2 separate regions of the Homo sapiens genome follow, and region 1 is linked to region 2. A link is a loop called in an ENCODE intact Hi-C map of the cell type or tissue named here. Cell type or tissue: IMR-90. All regions are shown on one strand.

Region 1 (8,000 bases), 330 kb before region 2:
AGGTCACACAGCTAGCAAGCCATGGAGCTACAGAATAAGTTCAATAATGGAGGTGTGCTCAGAAGCCCAGTGCACGAGTGGAGGTCCTCCTTATGGTCACGTAGAAGCACACTCTCAGTGCAGGAAAGGGAACCAGTTTGGTGAACACTCAGTCAGTGTTGCCCTCTCCCCCAACTAAACAAAAATGTAAAACCCTAGAATTAGTGTCCTCACCCAAGGAGAACCAATTAGGCACCCAAAATGGTGGTCTCAAACAGCAGTCTGCAAATGGGATTTGCCCACCATGTGGATCATGAACTTTCAGAGGGCACATTGACGTAGAACACTTTAAATAATTTAGTTTCCTAATTTTTGACTTTACTTTCTCTCTCTTTCCCAAAACCGATCTGCCTGAGAACTGGCCTACACGTTCATGCAGGCTGTCATTTCCTATCTTACCTTTTCCCACTCTACAAAAGGAAGGCATGCCATGAAATACTGGCTGTGTAAGCCTCTCTAGCACTTGTCTCCCCATGTCTTGCACCTTTTGCTCTGAAGGGCTAGAATGTGGCATTTCCACTCTCTTTGAGCTGCCCTCATGGGATTCCTTTGGATGGCAATGGGCTCTTTGCTGCTATTTAGGGAATTCTGCAAACAAAGTCACCCACTATGCCACCCTCCAACATGACACAAGAAAAATAACAATATTGGCAAAGGTGTGTTATAACTAATGTTTCTTTTTTTCCAAGCAGTGAATGACTAACATACATATGTTATGTATACACATGCAGACAGGCACATATAGATATCTAATTTATAATCATTTGATGAGTCTAAGTAAGACTTTTAGTGCACTTTAAAAAATTGAGAAAGTGCATGATTCAAATGCCTGGGTTATAAATCCTTCTCCAACTCAAGTAGTTTCCAATTCTTCACTTATAACAAAATTGAAATAAGATCTATTTAAGCTGTCAGAATGCTAGATTACCATGTGCTTATTTTTGACACATTACCCAAAGAGAGTTCAAAGATTTAAGGAACATTACTATAATAAAACTTCTTCTATTTCCATATCCTTATTTATGTGAACTAGTTTTCTCAATGCTAAAAATGAAACATCATATCATTCTAGCAATAAATAATATATGGCAATGGATTCATGTACTAATTGAGGAAAAATGCCTCACTATCTCATCAAGGATTGCATTTTCAGGCCAGGCACGGTGGCTTACATCTGTAATCTCAGCACTTTGGGAGGCTGAGGAAGAAGGATCATTTTAAGTCAGGAGTTTGAGACCAGCCTGGGAAACGTAGCAAGACCCTGTCTCTACAAAAAACTGAAAAATTAGCCAGGAGTGATGGTACATGCCTGTAGTCCCAGCTACTCAGGAGGCTGAAGTGGGAGGATCTCTTGAGTCTAGGAGTTTGAGGCTGCAGTGATCATGCCACTGCACTCCAGCCTGGCCAACAGACAAAGACCCTGTCTCAAAAAAAAAAAAAATAGAATTGCATATTGTACATTTTATGTTTACTAATTTGTTTAACGATATTTATAATATAATGTTGTTTTGATCTTTTAGTCTCAGCTTTGTGGTGCTGTGACTTTTCACCTTTTTTATTTCTATTTTTCTTTATATTTTATCTTTCCTGAGTATTATTACTTATGAGAAATTTGGAAAGTCTACATAAGGTGATGGTAACTAGATTAACTGGTTTTAGCTGAATTTTACATCTTTCTAAAGTTTCATAATATATACCTTACCTTATCCAGCTTCAATCCTTTACCATATTTTAACTTCATATTTTTAATCTTTAACTGTTCCTATTCTAAAATAAATTTATCCACTCAATTATGTGCAGTATTATCAATTTTCTCATTCCTTTCCTTAACTAATATAATCTCTCAAATTGTTACATTATTTCACTTTTCTCTAAATTTCATTCTACTATGTTTTAACTGCTTTGTATCTTATTTTTCACTTTAATTTTCACATGTATTTTCAGTTATTTTTACCCATTTTCATCTTCTTTAGACTTCTAACAAGGTTCTGGTGACTGGGTTTTATTCCAGCCTATATTTTACCTGCCTGTAGCAAGAAAGTTTTGTCTTCCTTTTAGGCAGTTACAGACATATTCTCCCAGAATGTGGCTCATCATAGGGATCAGGAAGAAATGAGCTTACCTAGGGATGAAGACAAGCTTTGGTATGACTGGCATGAAAGGCATAAGGGGTGGAAAATGGCTGTGGCTGCAGAAGATACTGGGGAGGGAGGCAGGGACCAGGTCCCATGTGCCCCAATTCTCTTCCTGCAGCCTCCCCAGAGTTAACAACTTCTGTTTTCACAGCTCAGGCATAGCCCTCATCACATTGTTTGCTAGCTATTTGCTCCTAAAACTATCTGCCCACTGGATGAGAGCTCCGGAGACCTAAGACTGTGTTTTAGTCACTGCTGCATTCTTAGCACCTGAAACAGGAAAGGAATTTGACCAATATTATTGAACAAAGGAATGAATCAGTGGTATTCTAGATCAGGAATAAAGGCATGAAGAAAGAGAATGAGACTGGTACACATTTGTGGACAATGAGTACACGCATCCTGCACATTCCAGTAAGAAAACAATAAAGAACAAACGTCCCATCGGACTTCCACTTGCTCATGAAGACCCTGAGTCCTGTGCTCTTCCGGCACTAACCAGTTTGTAACATAAACTCAGAAGCCAACACTTTCCTAAAGCCATTTGCTGATGGCTGCCTAGACTATGCAGTTTCTGTTTCTTTTAATAACTACAAGTTTCTTATGAATTAGAGCCTTGGGACTACATTTTAACCGAATTCAAGCAGCACAAGCCAGCTGTGGTGGTGCACACCTGAAGTCCCAGCAACTTGGGAGGCTGAGGCGGGAGGATCCCTTGAACCCAGGTGTGTTCGAGGCCACCCTGGGCAGCACAAGGAGACCCTATCTCTAAAATTATTTTCTAAAGCAGCACTTGCCAATCTTCCTTCACTGAAACACCACACTGGTGTTACATTCTCCCCTAAGATCTTTGCGTTCCACATTCTCAAAGATTAATTCACGGAACCCACCTAGGCCACCAAAAGTCATGATAAATATAGTTGAGGGGGAGGACAGGTGGACCAGGAACATTTGGAAATTGTGTAGTGTGGTCCTTTTGAAGTTTCTAGTTCTATTTTGAACCTTCTTCTGAGCACCTGGCCAGCCAATCAAACTGCTCACTGTGTGTCTTATAAACTCTGCAAATGCAAAACTGTTTTCTATTCTGTCCCCAGTGTGGTCCCTCTTCACCTTCCCCACCCTACTCCAATGATCTCTCAGTAATCAGTGCCTACATTCGCCCTCACTGGTGCCCAAACTCTCTTCAACTCTCTATCCAAATTCTGTTGATTCTACTTCCCAAGTTCATAACAAATCTACTATCTCTCTATTTCCAATGCCACCCCCTAGTCTGGCCTCAATTCCTCCCTATCTCTATAGTTTTTTTGTTGTTGTTGTTATTGACTTCTTAATTTTTTCTCCTACCCTCTACCAATCCATCTCCATTTGGCAGCCACAGCAATCTTTGTGAAATATGACTTTTATCCTGCTGGGATCCTGCTAAGTCTTTGTAAAAACTATTTTCATTACATTTAATATCAAGTCTAATCCATAACATGATGTAGCCCTTGCTTATCCTGAGAGTCTCATCTTATGCCAGCCTCCTAGTTGTTCACTCTGCAACCATAACACGGGCCTTCTTCGGATCAAAAGTGTATGCTCTTTGCTCCCGCTCTTCCCCCTCCTTGGAATGTGCTTATCTGTCCTTCAGATGCCTGAGGCTGCAGCCCTGCCACAAGTAAGACAGGAGAGTCAATAGGAGTATAAGAAAAAATGACAGTTTCCACTTCAGAGGACGCTAGAACCATGCTGTCAATGACTGAAGTCATAAAACCACATCAGCATTGAGAAGTTCGCTGGAGGATGCAGTGTGTGTGTGTGTGTGCGCACACACACACACACACACCAATTCTGTTCTGCAAAAAAGTAAAATAAAACTAATGTGTAAGCATTTCACTCAAATTTCAGGGAAGCAGGGTTTTCTACTTAATTAGAAACTGGCTTCTGGAGTAACAACAGAAATACTAACTTAACAGCAACTTAAAGAAATAATAGGGGTTTATTTTTCTCATACAGTAGTAACTCCCAAGAAGTCAGCCAGGGCTGGTGTAGCAGTTCAGTAATTTAATTGGAGCCCAGGCAAATTCAGTCTTTCTGCTCTGCCACATAGAGCATGTCAGATTTCATTTCCATGATTGTCATGAACTCATGGGCTGCTATATCTCCAGGCTCAAGTGGGCACTCCAGGCAGGAAAAGGAGAACTGGAAGAGGCTGCCCCCAGATGTAGGACAACTGGGAAGTTGAGTGTTTAGTGTTTACAGCTTCTCTAGAAGAGACAGGCGGGGGAACAGCCTTAGAAATGGAAGTTGGGTCAGCATTAGCATACTAAGATTAATAAATATACATTAATGGTGCTGTAGTCATTATTATTTCCATATGTAAAATATCATGGATATTGTCATTTATTTAGAGTTCTGTCTTTATTATATTTACTATGATTCCTACAGTTCCTCTCACACTATTTCCCTGAGCTCTATTTTCTTCACAGATTAAGGTTTCTTTATGTAGACAAACACACACACACACACACATACACCTAAACAATATGAGTTTTCAAGAAGCTAATCCCTGTGTTTGATGAAGAAACAAACCTATACAGAAATGTAGTGAATGAAAATGGTATACTTCACAACCTGCTTGCACTTTTGAAATCTAAGACTACATTCATCCAGCTAAAAACTACCTTGAAGGATTCCCTGAAACTCATGCCTCTACAGGACACCAGGTGGCAGTGCAGCCTAAGAAGTGACTGTGAGCGTATCAGGTGCGATCTGTTGCTTGAGTACATCAAATTAAATAAACCAGTATAATTTTTTGCGTGCCTATGGAAACCTTTGAGCCACTTAATCATCATGGCTTCAATCTCATTTCTAGAAATGATCAAGGCATGATATGCCCTTTCAGTGACACCATTGTATGTGGCTTATTAACATTCAAATTCTTTTAAGATGGGAGGCAGTTCATAGAAAACACAACTGTGCTATCTAACACAACATCTCCCAAGGCATTTTAGCCTAGTTTAGTAAGTGGTGAGATCACACTCTGATATTTGTTTCCAAAATTCGGGAAACTGCAGTACTTTCAGTGGTAGGATGTTTGAGGAAAAGAAAGGTTCAGACAAATTGCCTACTTTTAAAGGTAAGGCTCTAAGGGCTGGAGCTGTGTTCCTCTCTTCACCAGGGATTTTGAATCTTAAAAATATAGCAGAGATATGTGAAGAGCAAAGTAGCTTTTTTTTTTGAAAGATACGACATTTCAATCTTTAAACATAAATTTATTTATCTGGATGAAGTGAGATTTTGGCACATAAAGAGATGTTTAACCAGCACAACAGAGCATTAAGATAAAGGCAAAACTATGCTCTCTCTTCATCTATGGATGCTAATTGATTTTAACAGAATGAAAACTCCAGTGGGTTGGAACCAATTGCCTGGCGCTCTGTGTCGAGAAGGTTTCTGAGACTATTTCTAAGCCTGGTGAGAAAAGTTAGTGATTGTCTGCTGGAAGTGGGAGATGAAGAGTGGTAATATTTTCCCTGAATTTATACATTTCCCATCCCTATCTTGTTTCCATTTGGTACCACATCCTCTCATTACATTTTCAAGGATCTGTTTTACATAAAGCACTATGTTGATCACTACGGAGGATATAGTATGAAAAAGAAATGGGATGGTCCCTGCTCTCCAGGAAATGATAATATAGTAGGAAAGCACCAGGATCTATGTAATTTGTGGGAGAATGATTTAAGTGTCTCAAATAAGTAAAATGAGCATGATGAGGAGTAATCCCAGCAAAAGGCCACTTTTACTTGGAGAGATCAGGGACCAAGTCCCAGAGAAGTTGAAAGTTTATGTGGGGCCTAGGAGAACAACTAAGATTTCCAAAGGCAAAAGGCAAGTAAAAGACATTTAATGAAAATGAAGCCATGTGAACAAAAATGAGAATAGACCTGGCTCAGTCAACAAGCAGCTCCATGTGAAGGTAGGTGGTGCAAAATAGTAATAAGTAATAGATGTCACTTCATGAGAAACTTTGTCCTTTGAAAGTTAGTATATTCCCCATGTATTTATTTATTGAACAGAATTGTCTGGTGATATTTATGTCTTTTTGGCTTAGAATATTTGAATTCAAATGCTTTGCACTCATTTGATCTCTTTATGCTGAGTATGGTGGGCGAGTAGGGGAAAAGAGAGACCTTTGAGCAAGGTGTCAGGAGTACCCAGATCTCTCTGTAAAATGTTCGCTTCTCGTTGACAGGTACTGAGTCTTCTCAGTGACTGAGAGAAGCCCTCTGGGTAAGACAGGAGTGGACAAACTTCTCCAACAGTGGAGAATGCACATGTTGGCAAACTTGTTCTTCATGTTTCTCTTGATAAAGCCTCTGCCACTGGTCACTGGAGGTGGGTTTTCTGGCTCCAGGGGGAGTCTGACATGAGAGGGGATATCTCTCTTGCAATGGAGGGCTGTAATTCCTAAGGAAGGAACCCAGAGGTAGAAGCAGAATCCCAGAGAAGAATCAGTGACAAATGTGAAGATGGATTTGGAGGAATGTAAAAGATAAAGACTTTGAGAATGAGTCACTAGGAAAATGATAGTAGCAATAACAGAAATATAGACGTCAGGGAGAAGACTGTACAAGAGCTGCAGGAGAATATGGGAGTGACACTTACAGCACTCCAAGACACTCAGATGAAGAAGTCCAGCAAGTCATTAGGAGTGCAGGTACAGGACTGAGAGAGTGACAAGGACAAATGCATAGATTCAGAAAGTTCAAGGGGAATGGGCCTGTGGAAATATCACTGTGCTCTGGCAGTTTGGATATCTATCCAAAATAGTTGGATTCCATTGCTGACTTTCTATAAAAATCAAATATAAGTATATTTCAGCAGTAGAAACCGGATATGGTTCAGTGGGGGAAACCAGTTTTAAACATGAGAACACAGCTTCCTCTGAGACTTCAGGGAAGAATGAGAATGGTGTAGAGTCAGATATCCACAGAAGTAGGAAACACAAAAATTAGGGAATTTTTTTTTCCCACATGGACTATGCTGTCGACATGTCCTAATTGAGAGGACAGGGAAAAAAAGCCACAAGTTGGAGAAAGAGCCAACCATTTGGATTAACTGATGAGAGGTGGGGAAGATGCATTCAATGAGCAATGGTGCATGGAGGCCAGAGGTCCAAATGTGTGGGTGGTAATGTCAGCTCTTCTCCTAGAAAGGTAGGTAGGTCTTCTTCTAGAAATGCTTCATGACATGGGTTCAGTAGAGGACACAATCAATCCTGGCCTAAGAGGGAGAGGGAAACTCACAATCCTGAGTGTTGAGAAGAATCATGCCATTGCTGCTGGTCCTGAATTCTATGTTGGATGACAGGAGCATGGTTGAATATGAAAAACTTGTGATGCCAGGGAGCAGGCTCAACAAAGGGGCACACCAGAAAAGTCTGTGTGAACAACACAATGCATGGAAAAAATATATAGCAGTGCAATCAAAGGACCTCAATTGAACCTCCTTTCTACCTTTCCTCACTAGTTCTGCAAACTTTCTGAAAAATTTAACCCATTGGCTAATCAACAATAAGGACAGTAAGTCTTCCCACACAGGTTCATTATAAGAGTTAAAAAATATATTAGCATATATTAAAGTGCCAGGAACCTGGTGGGTTCTCAAAAATTATTACCTGGATTTTGAAACCGACTATGCTAGAGCAGTGTTCTATCATTTCAAATTTTTGCCCACTATGATTGTAATCACCTGATGAGTTCTTCCTACCTCCTGCACAGAAAAAAAAATCAGTCCACTGAGATCTCAGCATTGCAGTAGAGAAAGAGTTTAACTGACACA
Region 2 (8,000 bases):
GACAATCTGTTGTGTGGACAAATATGCACACACCCTTCCTTCCCCTAAGGGTTTCTATTTTGTGGACGGCAAAGTGTTATTCCAAGTTGTGGACTGCAAAAATGTTATTCCAAGTTGTATAAAAGAGTGTGTGCTTTGGTTTCCAGAGTCTTTAGCTATTTATTCTAGCACTGCTGTTATGTTTAAAAAGAAGAAGAAGAAGAAGTGGTAAGGATCACATACTGGTAAAAATATGTATAATAATAACAAATAATAGCATCTCCTTTTCAAATTAGAAAGTGAAGCTATAATCACCCCACACTTTTCATGTTCAAAAGCACTAGGTTCTGAGTAGATACAAGAGACTAGAAAATGAAAATGTAGTTACATTACACTGCAACACCTTGGAGAGAGAAGCCTAGCAGATATGAAACTGAGAAAGCTACACGACGCAGTGTTGTAAGTGCTAATGCTTTTCCACACAAGTTCCCGCCTCAGCATTGCTGATTTGACCAAACACTTGTCTCTAGCCCAAATGTCTCCATGGAGTCGGTTTAAATTGAAAAGCAGTCCAAGAGAAGAAGTTCCTGGGTGTATGGATATGAATCCCTCTAGTCAGCATGGCAAGGAATCCAGCTCGACAACGCTTTCACATTATACACTTTGGGCCCAGACTTTGTGGACACAACAAACTTTCTGTGTGCAGCACAATACAATCGGACGTAATGTTCACTAAATATAACATGAGATTACTGTAAACACCACTCCGAGAGCTGCTGCGTTGCAGGCATCTAAACTGTCAGGAAAGCCTGCCAGCCAGAGACAAGGTTTCCAAATAAATTTACAGTCTCCACTAGCGGTGGCTAGACAAGTCAAAAATCAAATTATTTGGCATGGTTTCCCATTGAAATCAATGGCAATGAAGCTCACTTGGACTATATATGGAATGGCTTTTATAAATTGCACCTGTCAATAAGGACCCCTTAAAGAAACACATACTACCTTAATGCTTCTCCTTAGAAACTTTGAATATCAAGCTAACTTAGATCAACACATTTTTTATTTGTCTTTTGTTTGTGTGTGTGCTTTCAAAAACAATAACAGCAGCAAAACAAACAAACTGGCAGGAAGCTGGTTTTCCCATCAGTGCCCTTGTTAGAAACAGAATGTCTAGAGAATATGCTTGGAGAAAAGCCATATTTTTAAACCACACTAGATATCTGATGCCAAATGACTGATGAAAGTAGTATCTAGTAGTAATGGAAGGTGTCTTTGGGACCTGCCCAGTGACTGAGGAGCAAGCTGTGAATATACAGCTATCCCTCAAGCTCCTGACTGGAGTGACCAGCAGTTCACTGATGATGAAATATTTTTACAGAAAATACCATGTATTTTCAGGTCACCTCTCCTCAGTACCCAAAAACAGACAGAACCCAATGAAGTGAATGAAATTCAGAGATCTCCATCCATCAGGGCAACTAGAATTCTGGCCACTCTATTTCATTGTTCAAATATTGCAAGAAAACCCCAATATCGTTTCTGCCCCCCCTTTCTCCACAAGAGCCTTTCCTTCTAGTAAACATTTCTCCACCAAAAAGAACCCCAGGAAATATCAGAAGTTCGACTGGGCTAAGGAGAGGGAAAAAAGAAATGTAGCAGCCAGAATGCATGTTGAATTTTAACTGTTGGTAAGTTCTTGGACCACCTGCCCAAGTGTATGCAAGCAGTTTGCAGAGAAAAATTCTTCCTTCAATTAAAAGTCCCTGTCTGGGTCTCAAACTTTTCTCCCTGGGCAAAAAGGATCAGAAACACCTCATTGAGTATTGGGCCACCATAACTGACTCATCAAAGGACATCTCTCCTTCCCCCCAAAAAAGCATGACTTGGAACAGCAAGGCATTCTAAGACAGAAAGACAACCCTCTCTGTGTTGGAAGAAAAGTAGCAGTGACTGTAATTAACAGAGCAGCAGTTGTGGAACTTCTAGGGTTGTATTTAAAGGCCCATGCAGGAACAGGGTGAGCAGTCGTGACTGCGGCTGTGTGGTAAAATAAGGATGGGAGCGGGAAATGGGGCAGGAGAAGTAAATAGGTATACTTACAGCCCGCGGAGCCGAAGCCAGATTTTCTCGATCTGTTCCGGTTGCAGGTATTTCAGAGAGTTGCTCTCAAATTCTTCAATCTCCTTGGTTGGCGACTCCATAGCTGCAGGTAGGTGACCACTGGCGGTGAAGCTGAGATAGTTTGGGCTGTCCCCTCCCCGTCTCCTCGCCCAGCTCGCGATGCCCAGCCAGGCGCGGCGCGCGTTTGCCCGGCACTTTCTCGGCGCGCTCCCCCTTCTGCGCCCCCAGACTCCGACTTAGAGCGGACTCCGATCGCGGCAAACCATGGCCCCAGGTGCGCTCCGGAGGCAGCTGCGGGAACCAGCCATGGTCCCGGGCTAATGCCCAGGGATAAGCACAGGGATAGGGATAGAGATAGGGATTGGGATTGGACTCCAGCTCCAAGAGAAAGCACCTCGGGTCTATTCGTATTCTCCCCCTACCCCCAAACAAAGCCACAGAAGCGATCAGCGCGCAGCTAAAGGGTTTGGAGGTGAAAAGGAGGGCTGGGTGGGGAGGAGAGAAAGTGAGAAGGGAGAGAAAAGCGGCGGCTGAGCAAAGCGGGAGCCGGCGCGGGCGGTGGGGCCTGACCCGGACGCCGCGCACCCGGCTCCGCCCCGCGCCCAGCGCCCCGCTCACTCCCTGGCCGCGCCTGCCTTCGCGCCCCTCTGTTTTCTCTCACTTACCAGCAGCTCTGCTGACAAGCGAGAAAACTGACAAGTGAGAAAAGTCGTCTGTCAGCGCCCGGGCTGGTGTCTGGGCTGTCACCGCGGGCGCGGAGGGAGGGGCGCGCGGGCACCGCCGTCTGCCGGGCACACGCTGGGCTCCGACCCCGGCCGGGCACACTCACCCCCGCAGGGCAGCCGCGGCCACCACCGACCTGCGGAGCTGCGTGGGCTTCCGGAACCCTCACCTCAACAAGAGCTCGGCTCCGCGCGCAAGTAGGAGGGAAGGGAAATCCTTATCCTCCCGGGGCCAGGGCACGCAGAAGCCGCGAGGCTTCGCGGAGGTTGGGCCTGGAGGTCCCCCACAGCCTCACTCTCGCACCCGCCACAGAACCGGATCCATTTTGAAATATTGAAGCGACTGATGGGGACGAAGGGAACCACACACCACACTCAAAAACTCTTGATGTTTTCTTGCTAAAGGGGCTCTCTCGCTCGCGCTCTCTCTCCTCCCTCATTCCCTCCCTCCCTCCCTTTCACCCCCCCACCCCCATCTCTCTCTCTTGTGCGGAAGAAAAGGAGAAAATATACCAATAGTGAGGAGGTAAGTTTCTTCAGATCAATATCACACGCTACTCAAGAGGGTCCCTCCTGGGTGCTGGCTGGGCGGCTGTGGATGGTGACAAAGTTTCAGCTCCACAAAGCTGCAACTCACTGTCAGGGTTCCCCTAGTTCATGAACAATGTCAATAAGGTAGAATGCTCTGGAAGAACGGGACCAGGTATGAAGTTGGGAGTCAGGGAGGGAGGACAGATGAAGAGAGGAACCAAAGACTGGGGGAATCCATGCCCAAGATGATTGCAAGCGACATCACAGAAGGGTCCGTCAAACTTCCTTCTAGGTGAAGCCACCACCAGGGGCTATTTCAAACCTGGCTCTCAGGGTTCCTGAGATTCAGGGTGGGGCATGCCCTATACAGTATTTTTCCTCAATGACAGGTAATACTTCTTTCCATCACACTCTCAGAATTATTTTCCTATCTATTAGATGATTACCTGCTTCCCAAAAGCATGATAAACTTAGAAGTGAGGACTAGTTTCTCTTCACTGCTCAAGTAAAGTTCCATTCACCTGACCTTAACAAAGGAATAAAATGGTCTCTAAATCATAAATGCTCACCCACTTCATAATTGGCATTCATTTTCCAGAACTTAGAGGTGAGAGTGATGAGGATGCTTGGCTGGCCCCATGCATTCTAGCAGAGAAGGTAGTAACTCAAGGTAAGACAAAAGACCTGTTTGATGAAAAACGACTTACCTACTCACCTGCCAGGTAAATCTGAAGTCGCCCCATTAAAGGCAGCCTTTTAAGGTTTATGGAGGCGCATATATTTTCACTGAGTTAAGGTATTATTACTAGGCAATGGTAACATTAAGCAATATTTTAACATGGAGTTCATCTATCTGAATAAAACCAATTACCCTTCCAGTGTCACCCAGCAGAGAAACAGTGCCCTGGGGAAATAGAATGTCACAAGAGGAAATTTTTATAGTGACGTGTTTTGAGAATGGAAGACAGCAGCATGGTCCCCAAATGGGGTATTTCCATTAGTGTGTGCACCTTGGGCAGCCTGCTGGCACCATGTGGAAGTACAATAATGATAATAACAGCAAACAAGTGTCAGAAACTTTCCATAGCCCAAGCATTGTTCTAAGTGTTCTACTCTCATGTAATACTCGAGACTATTCTATGAGGTAGATACTATTATTATCATCCCCATTTTACAGTAAGAAAACTGAAGCACCAGGAGGCTTCCTAGACCAACTAGAGAGAAAACTGAACTAGAAAAGACCAGAGTTTGAGTTATGGCTGATTACCTTATCCTATACAAATACATCCCCCTCACAGAGTCCCATTTTCCACATCTATAAAGTGATACATTTAGGCAAAAATATTTTTATGTTGTTTTCAGCTTTATGATTCATTGAGGTCATCTGGAGAGACTTGGAAAAAGAAATTGCTGAAAAGAGAGACGAATAATGCTGAATTCACATTTTAACTATGTCATAGTTTCTCTAAGTACTGGCCTAGGATGAAAATATACAAAGGAATATTAAGCATGATACTTACCTTTCACTCCATACCACATCTATGACTTTTTCCTACTCTTAGTGGAATTTTGATTGTCAGAGAAAAGCAAATTTTGGAAGAAAAAGGAAAGAAATCGACTTTTGCTGCAATTAAGCAAATCAGAGAGAAAAGAGCAAAAACATTTTTTTTAAGTTTTTGAAGCTAGATTTTGTTTCATTTGAGAAAATTTCTTACAAAATTAATGTGTATTAGAAAGTCAGGAAAAATATAACTTTGCTTTATCTACAGCCATAATAGTCTTTAGAGCAGGAAGGAGCCCAAAAGACAACACAGTTTGGAGGTTTTCAAATTTTTGAAGCAACAGAATATTTTATTTTAAATAATATAAGGAACTCAAATGCATAACTCAGCTTTAAAAAATAAAGATAGAGTGGCTCCAGTTGAATGGGGAAGGGAAGTAGTTAGTTCTCAAGTACAGAGTCCACCTCTGCCTCCTCTTTACCCCAGCTCTTAGTGCCCAATGCTCCCACTTTACAGATGAGAAAACTGAGGCCAAAATACCACAAAACAACTAAGGATTCCTTGCTCCTAAACCACATTAGAAAACAACTTTGTCTTCTCTCTGCCAACAAAATACTACTATTTTTAGATGCACCATGTTACTACGTCACTCAGATTGTGTTCTCTCTTCATCTATCACAGCCAAAGTATGCTTGATAGTTGCAGCAACACCACAAGCCACAATTTCTACTAGCATTCTGCTCAGAGGCAAGCAAAAAGAAACAGATGCAAATAGACCTGGAAACAAAAGGTCTAAGAAAACACAAAGCCACTCACAACTTTGCTTTACAGTTTAATTTCCTTTGTTTCTTCCTAACCCAGATTTTTCAGTAAAACTGTTTAGGAAACATTACATGGTCAAACATCACTAAATGCATATAGACATGCATACATACATACATATATATATATGCACAGGCACATATACATTCATGTATGCATGCATACATACATATAACCAACAATTTAAAGTACTCCTGCAAATTCACACAGAGTAACTAAGTCTATGGACTAGCCAACCTCTGCACTGTCAGAATTAAGTATCACAAAAGATTAGGAAGAAAGTGAGCTACCTGTCCCAGAGTTCAAGGGGAAGCTAGATGTTAATCTGATAAAAAAAAATAGGAATCAGGCTTTGAAGGCATGAGAATGACCCCCCTGGTCTCTTTCATTGCTAAGATTTCATGGTTCATTTATAATCACAATAACCACATCTACCACCCTACCAGTTTTTGAGAACTATCATTTGCCAAGCACCATGGCAGGCACATCACAGGTTGATCCATTTCATCCCCAACAAAATACTTTAGCATAGTTTAATTATGCTCATTTACAAGTAAAGACAGAAAGGGCTCCCAATGGTCAGATAACTTCTGCAAAGACATACAGCTAATACATGGCACAGCAGGTTCCAAACCCAGACCAAAAGGCAAAGCTCATGTTCTCTTGCCTTTGCTATACCACCTCCCTGCAGACACGCAAAAACTCTAGTAAAGAGGTATATAATAGAGAAGGTACGGAAAGGAGCAGGAGCATGGATGAGGGGATCATTCATGCTGTGGGGAAATTAGGAAGGCTTCATAGTGAAGGTGACATTTGAACTGGATCTTGAAAGTAGGTGGAGTAGAAATTGTTTGCATGAAAGGTGGGTGGAGGCAGGTGATTCCAGAGAGAGGGCACTGCATGAAAAGAGGCACAGAAACATGGTAACGGGTAGGGTGTCCTGCAATCCACAAACGTTTTGTGTGGTGTGTCTGTGAATGTGACACGGAACAGAAAGAGAAAATGCTGGAATGATCAGCCATTCTCTTGTTGTCATGGAAGAAGCTTGGGCTCTCTCCTATAGATGTCAGGGAGCCATGGGCACATCTAAACAGTGAGAGGCATGGCCACATGTGGAGGGTACCTGCTGCCCTGAATATGCCAAGGGCATTGTGCACAGAGGTCAGCTCTCCAGGAAGCTGCCACAGGAGCATGCAACAACTATGGTGCAAATGATAACCAGGGCTGCAGAAGAGAAATCCAGTGACCAACTGCAAACAAGCTCCTCCGCTTACAAACAAGGAAGAGTAGAAAAAGGAAAATAGGCAAATCAGAAAGAGCAAAGCTTTTTTTCTTTCAGCTATGAGATGATGACTACTTGCTTTGACCTCCATGAAGCCAGCCTATGCCCTTGATCCATTTTTCACGACTTGGCAGTGGCATCATGAAGAGAGTCTGTTGAGGGGGAAATTCTGGAGACACATTTAGGACATCAGAAGTAGCACCACCAGGCACAGCAGCCCCTCCTCCCCGCCCACACCAGATGTGAGGCGGCCCCCACAATGTTCTGTCAACAGAGGCTGTTCTCTCTCACTGGCTTCCTTTGTGGGGAAAGGGGCCTCTTTGGCGACACTGTTACCCTGCTTCTCCCTCTGACGTCTTTTTCTGTTTGATTTTATAATTTGGGGCAGACTCTGTCTCAGGAACCACCTTCCCTAGAAAAAAGAGGTGAAAGAAAAGGCAGAGGACTGGCTAAGCCCAGAGGTACCCCCACTCTAGCCCCCCTCTGAAATGGGGCTCTGAATAGCCAGAATCTCAACTACATTACCAAGTAGTGGCCCAGAGAAGTGAGAAGACAAAGAGATAGAAGAGATAGGGCAGCTCAGGGGCAGCCCGATGTAGTCTGCATGTGACCCACAGTTTCTGCGCCTCTCTCTGCCAGGATCCTTCAGTTGCTCCCACAAGAGAAGCTTACATAATCCTTCCGATAGAGGTGGCACAGGCAAAGGAAAGGACTTGGAGTGGTACTGCCTCACCACGCCACCTAGGATAAGACCCTTCTCTTGTTTGGCCATGGTTGGGTTGGGCTCAGGGACCTCTGGATCCCTTTCCAATGCTCACATACCCTAATGTTCCATCAACAGAGGCATGGTTAGTCTGGCCTGGGCTAACCAAGCTTTTCACGGACCCAAAAAAGCTGCAGGAAAACCTGAGTCTGCCCCCGCAGGCCAGATTTGACTATAATAGACATAACCTAGATTGTCCAACCAGAACCATGGACCCCATACCTATGGATAGAGTGATTGGTCCAGGGGGTGATATGTGACTGAAACAGATCTGGTCC

What was found. A loop is a pair of places that touch in the nucleus more often than their neighbours do. Peaks named below come from ENCODE experiments on the same cell type or tissue, not always from the same donor. Only the 100,000 strongest peaks of a DNase experiment are listed, where the experiment ranks them.
Region 1: a loop joins it to region 2, with 9 times the contacts of the local background. A loop is called at or near these places in 14 of 110 quality-filtered maps.

The regions. Positions count from the first base shown.
Region 1 is chr7:31,739,596-31,747,595 of GRCh38, forward strand. It overlaps a transcript of PDE1C not described here. Among named protein-coding and RNA genes, the nearest start is that of PPP1R17, 56 kb to the left of the region's middle. In IMR-90, a CTCF peak has its summit at 4,881 (motif pointing right); a DNase peak (open chromatin) is centred at 4,886.
Region 2 is chr7:32,068,214-32,076,213 of GRCh38, forward strand. PDE1C (phosphodiesterase 1C) reads right to left here and starts at 2,194. Exons shown (of 18, transcript NM_001191057.4): 1 at 2,080-2,194. The coding sequence starts at 2,180. In IMR-90, a CTCF peak has its summit at 4,380; no DNase peak of the experiment used is centred here; H3K4me3 peaks cover 3,559 bases; H3K27ac peaks cover 1,921 bases.